Linked DNA regions of Homo sapiens: region 1 is linked to region 2. The links are chromatin loops, found by intact Hi-C in ENCODE. Cell type or tissue: endothelial cell of umbilical vein. All regions are shown on one strand. Each heading gives the region's core, and the rest is flanking DNA. Links, peaks and the distances in the headings are about the cores only. Region 1 holds the start of LOC105377521 (a long non-coding RNA gene). Region 2 overlaps CPE (carboxypeptidase E).

Region 1 (5,390 bases), core at 81-5,080, 360 kb after region 2:
CTAAATCACTCCATAGAATGCTATGTTAACTGTTCTCCCGACAATAAATAATGAATGTCGTTTCTAAATATGCCAAATAGAATTAGGTTCTATGTATGCTGTATTGTATATTTTCAAAGCATCTTATTTTAATATCCAGAGAATGCCACGTAAAACCTTGAAAGTACTTATCCATGCCTAAAGAAAGACAATAAATATCCATTTTTTTCCAAGCTGATTAATCATTCAGTCACATTTGTGATTAAGAAATACAGAATAATCCAGGAGATGTCTTAGAGACTTAGAGAGGCCCTTCTGGTGTTTAACTAGAATTTAACATGAAAGTTACATCCTATGACATGATGAAAACACAGTTCTGTGCATAAGACTATTACAAAGCAATGCTGACACCTACAGAGAATGTATGCAAATATCCAAGTTTAATTGGTATATGCTTTACTGACTGGCATTAATACTTTGAATTACAACTACCTCAATATATAAAAACAAGACAAATTAAGTTTGATGTGGTACATTTAAAATGACATTTAATTTGTAATGAAAATGCTCATTTTGTTATCCTTTCAATAAACTTCACATTGTAACATTATTGTTTGACTGTCAATATTTTAATAGTCAAGGGTGGGGCCTACCTGAACAACTCCATTGCTGTGGACCCATCTGCTGATGCAAACTGATGGTATATGTAAAAGAGATAATGAGAAACAAATATGTTTTTTCCTTTCTCTCCTACATTTGTGTAGTATTTCTAGCGAAGGAGAGTTATTGTCTTCTCACTGGGAGAACTAAGATAGAATTTTCCAGAATAAGTAACTGGAGGCCAAGGAGAAGCACAAACTACCCTTCTCCAACGTTTCCTCTACTGCCTCTTAATTCAGTATTGTAATAGAACTAGTCTTGAGAAACTTAAGGCAGAACATGAATTTGGTCCGAAGAATACTTTTTTGTGTGTAAGCAAAACTCACTACCCTTTTAATAAGCATTAACTAAAGGAAGGCAAAAATCATATCTTTATTATTTATTGAGTGCCTCGTAATCACATGAAGAAATTAGGCTGTGACAATGATGAAAAATCAGAGTCCACAGATTGTAATTTAAAGCTAAATATGCTACCAGCAATTCTGTTAGAAAATATCCCACTTATTTGCAATAAAAATGCCTAAGAATAACTTTAATCAAGAAAGTTCAGTGACTCTGTGAAAAAAAGTATGAAATTTTGCTGAGAGACAATAAAGCTCACTTAAATGAATACAAGAAACATGTTCCTGAATAAAAATATTAGAATAGGGATGTTGATTATCTCCTAATTAACTGTAGTTTTATATAATTTAAAAAAAAAAACTCCATGGATGCTTCAATAGCTTAAACTTGTTAGAAGTTCAGGGAAAAACAGCTAAATGCATTTTTAACAAGAAGATTAAAGAGAGAATAGTGCTAGCAAATAACTGTATACTGAATAAAATGTATGTTCTATAATATATATGATATACCAGTGGTCCCCAACCTTTTAGGCACCAGAGACAGGTTAATTTTTCCACAGACGGGGTGGAGATGCTGGTTTCTGGATGAAACTGCTCCACCTAAGATCATCAGGCATTAGTTAGAGTCTCATAAGGAGTGTGCAACCTAGATTCCTCACATGTGCAGTTTGCAAAATAGGGTTCGTATCCCTGTGAGAATCGAATACCCCTGCTGATTTGACAGGAGGAGCTCAAGCAGTAATGCTCACTTTTCTCCCCTCACCTCCTGCTGTGCAGCCAGGTTCCTAACAGGTCACAGACAGGTACTGGTCCACAGCTAGGGGTTTGGGGACCCTATATATATTTTATATATATATATATTTATATATATGTATATATAGTCCCCTATATATAAAAAAATAAATATAAATATAAAAAATGTGTGTGTGTGTGTGTTTTCAGATGGAGTCTCGCTCTCTCGCCCAGGCTGGAGTGCAATGGTGCGATCTCAGCTCACTGCCACCTCCACCTCCCGGGTTCAAGCAATTCTCCTGCCTCAGCCTCCCCAGTAGCTGGGAATACAGGTGCCCGCCACCACACCTGGCTAATTTTTGTATTTTTAGTAGAGACGGGGTTTCACCATGTTGGCCACGCTGGTCTGGAACTCCTGACCTCAGGTGATCTGCCTGCCTCGACCTCCCAAAGTGCTGGGATTACAGGTGTGAGCCACCACACCTGGCCCTATATACCATATTAAACATATATAATATGAAGCCAAAATGATTAGAACAATGTAGATCCAGAATTATATGGGCAGGTACTTCCAAAGAACAGGATCTATAGTTGAAAAGTAGACTTTAGTGTCACAAACTATAGTGAAAGGAAGAATATTTAATAAGAATGTGTTAGGAAAATTGATTTCCCAGTTTATTAAATTAGGAAAAACACAGAGAATGCAGAAAGCAAAGTGCACATAATATTTGAACTTTAGCAATGAACATTTTACTTTCATGAAGTAAAATGAAATCACAAAGTAAAGAGCAATTAAATTGAGATCACAAATGAAAATTTCTGTATGTCGCAAATATGTCACACAAATTAAAAAGAAAATAACAAACATGGGGAAAATACTTGCAGTGATTATGTAAGAAGTACAAATCCTTAAGGGAAATCCAAAAAATTCAATTGAAAACTAGTCAAAGATTATTAAAAAAAAGGTATTTCCAGGAGAACTAATACAAATGTTCAACCAATACAAGAAAACATTGAGCATGGTGGCAGGTGCCGGTAATTCCAGCTACTTGGGAGGCTGAGGCAGGAGAATCTGTTGAAACCAGAAGGCGGCGGTTGCGGTGAGCCGAGATTGCGTCACTGCACTCCAGGGTGAAAGAGTGAAACTCCATTTCAAAAAAATAAAATAAAATAAAATTTAAAAATAAAAGAAAACATCGTTCAACATTACTGTTTTTCCCAATATACAATTCTATTCCAGAAAACCTGTATCATTAGGTTCGGCAAACATTCACTATATTGTCACAAGCCCATCGTTATTTGCTCTCATGGGCTGTAACTCCTCCTTTTCTGTAATCTCAAATCCTCCTATTTTAAATCACATAAAATATCTTGTCCTATGTGGTGCCTTTTTCCAATCCTCACAGACAAATTTTTTTTTTACAAAACTTTCTTGTTTCCTATTATTACCTTTTTAATTAGATTTACCTCATACCAGCCTATATTTTGCTCCTATGCTAAATGTTTTACTTTGTTTCCTAATTGTAAGTCATTTTTAGCAAAATTGGCGACGTTTACATATCCCTGTCTTTAAAAGATGTGTCATGCCCAAAACAAAACAAAACAAAATGAAACAACAACAAAGCAAGACCAAAAGCAAGGGTGCTGACAGTTTGATTAATGTAAATAAAGACATTCACACATACAAATTCAGTTTTTTATGCTTCTGTAGGAAAAAACCTGTTCCATTCACATGCCCATGAGGCTTCTGCAAAAGCTGGTTGTATTTTGACTACAAAGAAAATGTGACTATATTCCAAACACACAAAAAATGTGCAAGGCTACCTTATTTGATTACACCACAAAAATATAATAAAATAAGAATTAATAATAAATTGGTAAAGAAAACTTAAAATTTTAAATGCAGTACTTGGAAGTTAAAAAAATAAGCTCTCTGGAAGATTAAAAAATAAATATTCTAAATAATTTTGGGTAAATAAAATAAAATTACAATAAAACTACATAGTATCAAAGATCATTGCAATGAGAAAACTAAGTTTTAAACCTCATGAAGTATTGCCTGAACTTTTTCCTAAAAAATACTTCATGTGGGCCGGGCGCGGTGGCTCATGCCTGTAATCCCAGCACTTTGGGAGGCCGAGGCGGGTGGATCAAGAGGTCAGGAGTTCAAGACCAGCCTGACCAACATAGTGAAACCCCGTCTCTACTAAAAAAATAAAAAAAATTTAGCCAGGATGGTGGCAGGCAACTATAGTCCCAGCTCGGGACCTATAGTCCCATTCTCCTGCCTCAGGAGGCTGAGGCAGGAGAATGGCGTGAACCCAGGAGGCAGAGGTTGCAGTGAGCCAAGTCCGCCACTGCACTCCAGCCTGGGCGACAGAGCGAGACTGTCTCAAAAAAACCCAAAAAACTTCATGTGGAAGATATAGTGGCTTAGCACACTGAGTATCTCTCAGCTTCCAGTTAGGGGGATTTTTCTGAATGACAGAAACTAGAAGGCTAAAATCTACTTTTCCATGACTTTGTTGCACCTAAATTTTTGGGTGTGAAATTGATTTGGCTAAGAGATATGTTCTTATGAGTTCCAGAACAACACTGCCCAATTGAAATATAGTGTGAGCCACCTATACAATTTTAAATCTTCTAGTGGTCACATTACAAAAGGCAAAAAGAAAACAGCCAAAATTAAAAATTAATTTTAAGAATGCATTTTATTTTACCCAATATATTTAATATTGAATACATTTCAAAATATTTTCATTTCATTATGTCATCAAGATTTAAAAATTGGAATATTTTACCTTCTTTCTTTCTTTTTCCCCATTATGTCTTTGAAATCTTGTGGTATTTTAAACTTAGAGCATGTCTCCATTTGGATTAGTCCTATTTCCAGTACTCAGTAGCCACATGTGATTAGTGGCTGCTGTGTTGGGCAGCAGAGGTCTAGAAGATGAAAGTCAAGGAGGCGTTTTCCTGGTGCTGAGGCAGTTTCTCAGGGTAGAAACTATTTCTGCAGCAGTTCTCTAGAGTTCCTTCAGAGGAAGATGTGATGGTAATAACATCTTCCTGATTTTCTGCATCAAAGCTAAAGGGGTGTGTTCTTGAAGTCAACCTTTCCAGTGATAGCTTAATTCTTCCTTCTCTGAGTCTATCCAATGGGTGCCTCCCTCGGCAGGCCAGGTTTGTGATCTTATTCTGGGGTCGTTCTTGAATTAGAATCAAGCCTGTTTCTCCAGGCCTTCCAAGATCTTTCTAAGCATACAATTCCATCAGATTTCCTTCTGCTTAAAATAGAACAGTTTTTGCTTCCTGCAACTGAACTCCAAATGTATACTACATCATCATAAATCTGCTCATTCCTGAAGAAATGGAAATAAATGAACTGGAGACTTAAGATGTTAACAATTTTCAATAAAATGAACATGAAATTAAAAAGAATTAACAAAGAAATAGATAAATTAACTAGAAAAAGAACATGTTTTGACTAGTTTAATAAAGTAAAATACGAAATTTATAAAACTGGGAACAAAAAAGGCATGAGATGTACCAAAACAGAGAAATGATAAAACACTGTACACATAAGTATTTACAAATTTGAAAACATTGACAAAACAAATGAAATGGGGTCCATACTTTTCTAAGAAAAATAAAATTTTCAAATTTGATTCAAGACATGGG
Region 2 (5,390 bases), core at 79-5,078:
TTTAACTATTTGTTAAACTGCATATTGCACATATTGCAATATAAGTCTTGGATTGCAGAAGCAGAAAAAAGTAAAGCCATGAATATTAACCTAATATATTTCTGCCTAATACAGGCAAATAATATGTTCTTGTAGTGATTGATTTACTTACTTTACAATGATGTGGGAATTAGAACCTTTCTTTAAGGCTTATGCTATTGATAATTTCAGGATTATAGTGCCTCAAGAGGAATAAAGTACTTGGGTAAAGCCTCTTTTATCAGCTAGCATCTTTCTAAGTTTTATTGAATGGGGCCTCATTTTAAGAAATTTAGAGTTTGGGTCTCTATATATAGCCCTTTTCTTCTTCTCTACACTTTTTCTGATTTTTCATCTTTTAATTCAGAAAGTTAAGTTTTCATGTTTCATGTTTTCCAATGGCTGAATTTCAAACTCTTTTCAATTTTGGTTGGCTTATTAGTTATGGAGAAAAGTTAGAATTGAATAAATCTTAAATTTTTAAAAATATATTTACTCTACTATACTGGTTGCCAATAAAATGATCATTATTACTGTTTCCTATTTGCAACATTAAAAAATTACATGTTATTTTTATAGGGTGTGAGAGTTTTCTTTTTTTTTAAGAAAAATGGCACACACAAAAAATATTGCTGGTAACAAGGCACATCTTTTTGATAAAACAGTGTACCACTGCCGAATTTATTCTTTGATGACAAAGGATTACAGGAGACTTATCTGTCTTCTGTAGGGAAATAGTCAAGTATCATAAGTAGCGAAAGACAATTTATTTTCTATAGCCCGATTGAGTGAGGCACAACCTGAGCATTTGGGAGGTTGGTGCATATTTTGTTGAGTAATCAAGTTTAATGCATTACGATTTGATATTCTAGATGCAGTACTTTCTTAAAGACCTGAAGCGACTCTGTCACTTCAAACACATATTGACTTAGATGAATTGTCTTTCCAAAATAAAGAGAAAAGCAGTTTTTGTAGTTTGCAGTGTATTAAATAATAGCCAGTTGATGACTACAACTTAATTTAGGGGGATTATTTTCAATGGCAGCTCTCCCATCTTCTTTCTAAATCAACATTCTATTTTCTGTTATGAGGCTCACTACTCTATTTTCAGCCAAAATAATGTTAATAGATTTAATGCAAAAGCAGTCACAGTATATATCTTTTTATCCAGAATGAGCTAATATTAACAGGCTTTTATTATGATATCCTTGTTAATTGACAGTAGCCATATAATGAATACACAGGTGACCAAAATTGAAAGAGAGTAAGTTATGAAATGCACTAAGACTAGAACTTTACACATATTGGAGCAGGACGAGCTGCAGACAAAACCCCTCAGACACCGAGTTAAAGAAGGAAGGGCTTTATTATTCAGCCGGGAGCATCGTCAAGACTCATGTTGCAAAAACCCAGCTCCCTGAGTGAGCAATTCCTGTCCTTCTTAAGGGCTTACAACTCTAAGGGGGACCGCATGAGAGGGTCGTGATCAATTGAGCAAGCAGGGGGTACGTGACTGGGGGCTGCATGCACCAGTAATTAGAACGGAACAGAACAGGACAGGGATTTTCACAGTGCTTTTCCATACACTGTCTGTAATCTATAGATAACATAACCGATTAGGTCAGGAGTCCATCTTTAACTACCAGGCCCAGGGTGTGGCCCCGGGCTGCCTGCTTGTGGATTTCATTTCTGCCTTTTAGTTTTTCCTTCTTTGGAGGCAGAAATTGGGCATAAGACAATATGAGGAGTGGTCTCCTCCCTTAATATGACACTTTTTAAAATGATTTGGAAGGTACTAAAATCTTTTTTTTGGGAAGCAAACAAGACATTAATTTTCACTTATCTATTTAGGGAAAAGCAGAATAAAATGCACAAAAAATTCAGTGGCCTTTTGTGCATGTCTTGATTCTTAAACAATGGGGGTCTACGGTATTTGCTGGAAAATAAAGAGATGCTTGATATGAAACATATTTAAGGCCATTTCTATAAATTTATAGGTCATATTAATTTTTTGGTTATTTTTGACCTTCACAGATACACCGAGGAGTTAAAGGATTTGTCCGAGACCTTCAAGGTAACCCAATTGCGAATGCCACCATCTCCGTGGAAGGAATAGACCACGATGTTACATCCGGTGGGTCTTTGCCACAATTGGAGGCTCTACGTTATGTACAAGAGCATAATTACTAATTATCATAATTATAAGTCTTATGTTCTTCTAAGCAAAACAAATAGCTCGTATCTCTACAGCGTTTCTCAGCTTTGATCTGGTGAAGTTTCCTTTGTGGGCTCAGGTCAGGCGGAGTGAGTGGAGCCCAGGGCGGCTGCTGCGTTAGAAATCCGGGTGCAGCAGATGGCGCCCTTTCCTCAGCTATCTCGCCCCAGAGCTGGGAGGTGGTGCCACAGGCTGCCGATTCTTCGCGGTTCTTCAGGCAAAGGAAAAGGAGCTGCTGGAGTTAAAATACCAGTGACTTTCTAGTCTCTGTTAAGAAGTGCTAACGAGCTGCGAATGGGGAGACCGAAGGAGGGAGCGGAAAGAGGAGGAAGGAAGAAAACTGCTGCGGGTTGTGTGTCTAAAAATTCTCACACAGTTTTTCATTTAATCCGTATAATAAATCCGCAGGGATTCAAGGTTAAACAAGAGTTTATAGGATTGAGGTGCGATGTTAGTGACTTCCAGGTTTTGAGCTCCATTTCCATTTCCCCAGTTTGAGGAAAATGATGCATTTTTCTGGCAAGTCTACCTACTCGCATTAATAAACATTGATCCAGGTCATTTTAGTTTGTCATTTGTTGGGATCTTTTCAATAATGACAACTTTTTCTTTTTAGCTGTAAACTCTTTACAATTTTTTTTAGACTTTGTGACAATTAACCTTTAACTTATGTCCCAAACCACTCTGTACCATCAACTCTTTCTTAACCTTCACATTTATAGCTTGGATTAAAAAAAAATCTTTAACATTTGTCCTCTAAAACTCCATTCATTCTTCATGTATCAACAGCCCACTAGGTGCCAGCCAGTATGCCAGAATCTGTGCCAAGATGTCAGCCCATGTAGCCCCTTAGCCCTTAGCTGAGAGGGTGAAACCCAGCGTTAGTATCCCTGCCACAAGAAACCTGTTAGCCCTAATATGTCATACAAATATTTTATTTTCTCTACATTCCATGATGTGAAATGTTTAGGAAAATCTAACCTAGGGAATAAACACGTGGGAAGAAATTAAATCAGAGGAGGGGCTCTAGAATACTCCAGCTTTTCAGGGACAAGGTGATAATAAGAAGGAACCAGCAATAGAACTGACGGTAGAAAATGAAGTGTGTTGTACTGAAGGTAGAAAATGAAGTGTGTTGTCCTGGAGGCTTTGAAGTGCTTCAAGAAGAAGGGAGTGAAAAAGCGTTAATTAAGATGAACCTTGTGAATGAATCCTTGGATTTAGCAGTTCAGAGGATCTTGAAAAAATCTGTTCAATGGAGTGAATGGTGGGATCCTGATTGGACTGGGTCCAAGACAGAATAAGAAAAGAACCATTCTGAGATTGAGAACATGAACAAACCTTTCCAGAAATTTTGCTATAAAGCAAAAAGACAATTGAGGCACTAGCTGCAAGGAGATGTAGATTTAGAGGTAGATTTGATGATACGGTGATGGGGGCTTAATTTTTTTGACTGTACCTATTTTTGCAATGAAATAAGATGTAAAGTAACAACTGGGAGGTTGAACAGGATGTGTAGGGGTGTTAGGAAAAAGGAGAAGGTGTGAAGTGTCTACGAAAACCTTGCTCTTCAAAGTGTGGCCTCTGCTCGCAACCTTAGCATTGCCCTGGGGCTGGTCAGGAATGCAGAACCTGGGAGCTGGAATCAGATTTTTCATTTTACCAAGTTCCCAGGTTTGCACCCAAGTTTGAAAATCACTGACTTAGGTAAATGGGAGATTGAATGGACTAGGGTGCCCAGTGTATTCTAAGTCTTTAGAAATCTAAATTTCTAACTAGGACCTCAGAGATCCTACAAGGGCTACCTTTGGCCCACACTCTGTGAAGATTCTCTGACCAGCAGGTCTTCACCTGGCAAGAATCAAAACATGATGGCTGTATGTTCTGACCCTGCTGCTTGGGGAATTCATCTGTCTTTTTACCTGTGTTGCTCCTGATGTGATTAGAAGATCTATGATCGTACGAGGTTTATTAGACAATTTAACATTGATATCTATAAAGTAGCTATAAGAAATGAAGCCTGTAAAGAGAGTTTCACACCCTATTCAATAAAATTTCATTAAATTCCCTATATATTTACTTTAAAAATCGAGAATCAAAAAAGGTGAACTGAGCTAGACTGGGTATTCCTTAGATGGCATAATTATGCATTGTGTAATTCTGCATATTTCATGTGCTTTGTGATTTGATATTCTGCCTTCCTACAGCAAAGGATGGTGATTACTGGAGATTGCTTATACCTGGAAACTATAAACTTACAGCCTCAGCTCCAGGCTATCTGGCAATAACAAAGAAAGTGGCAGTTCCTTACAGCCCTGCTGCTGGGGTAAGTAATCATAATAATAGCCAAACGCTATAATAATAATTAAGCATTTATCATTGTCAGGCATACTGAAGTGATTTATATTTAATCTTCGTACTAGCCCTATGAGGTAGGCAACATTGTTATCTCAACTTAACAGATGAGAAAACTGAGGCTTAGCAAAGTTAATATGAAGCTCTATTACCATTTCTCAGTTTTTGAAGAGATTTACAAGAAAATGAAATAAAACTTTAAAAAATTAAATTTTTATTTGCTAACCTTGATTTCCATCTCAATGGGATTATGTTTCATTTGCCTTTTTATCTTTAGCACCTAGCGCAGTGCCTTTCTCAATAAGTATTTGAAAAAAAAATGATGCATATAAGAAAATTTTAGGTGGTAACCAAACACTTATTTAGCATATTTTATGTGCAAGGCTCTCTGTGCTAAGTAGTATCAAAAACCATATCTTATTTAAGTAGATCTCATTTGTTTGTTAGGAAGGTGATGGTGATAAGACCAAAACTTCTCTTAGAGCAGAATTTTACTACTACCTTTGTATTATATGCCTGGGACCGTGGGAATACCTGTAGGATTTCTTGAAAGTCTAAAAAGCTTACTTGAAAAGAATTTATTATTATTTTTGTTTATGTACCCAAAACTTGGAGTATAAATGCTTGATTTATGCAAACAAAATATCTTGAGTTTTTAACTGGTATATGGTTTTGATTGTGTGCATGTATGTCTACATTGGGCTGTATATGTATTAAAATCAAGAGGTATATTTGGGTAACTGAAACCTGGAAAAAATGGCCCTGGGAACAAGTTGTAAAGGTTCAACTATTTTGATCCTTT

Evidence for each region. Peaks named below come from ENCODE experiments on the same cell type or tissue, not always from the same donor. Only the 100,000 strongest peaks of a DNase experiment are listed, where the experiment ranks them.
Region 1: a loop joins it to region 2, with 4 times the contacts of the local background. A loop is called at or near these places in 4 of 110 quality-filtered maps.

Annotation. Positions count from the first base shown.
Region 1 is chr4:165,855,022-165,860,411 of GRCh38, forward strand. It overlaps LOC105377521 (a long non-coding RNA gene), which reads right to left and starts at 683. Exons shown (of 3, transcript XR_939420.1): 1 at 633-683. In endothelial cell of umbilical vein, for the core only: no CTCF peak of the experiment used is centred there; no DNase peak of the experiment used is centred there.
Region 2 is chr4:165,491,119-165,496,508 of GRCh38, forward strand. CPE (carboxypeptidase E) reads left to right here. Exons shown (of 9, transcript NM_001873.4): 7 at 2,053-2,152; 8 at 4,441-4,559. Among named protein-coding and RNA genes, the nearest start is that of MIR578, 110 kb to the left of the region's middle. RefSeq lists a silencer at 2,284-2,453. In endothelial cell of umbilical vein, for the core only: a CTCF peak has its summit at 2,356 (motif pointing right); a DNase peak (open chromatin) is centred at 2,393.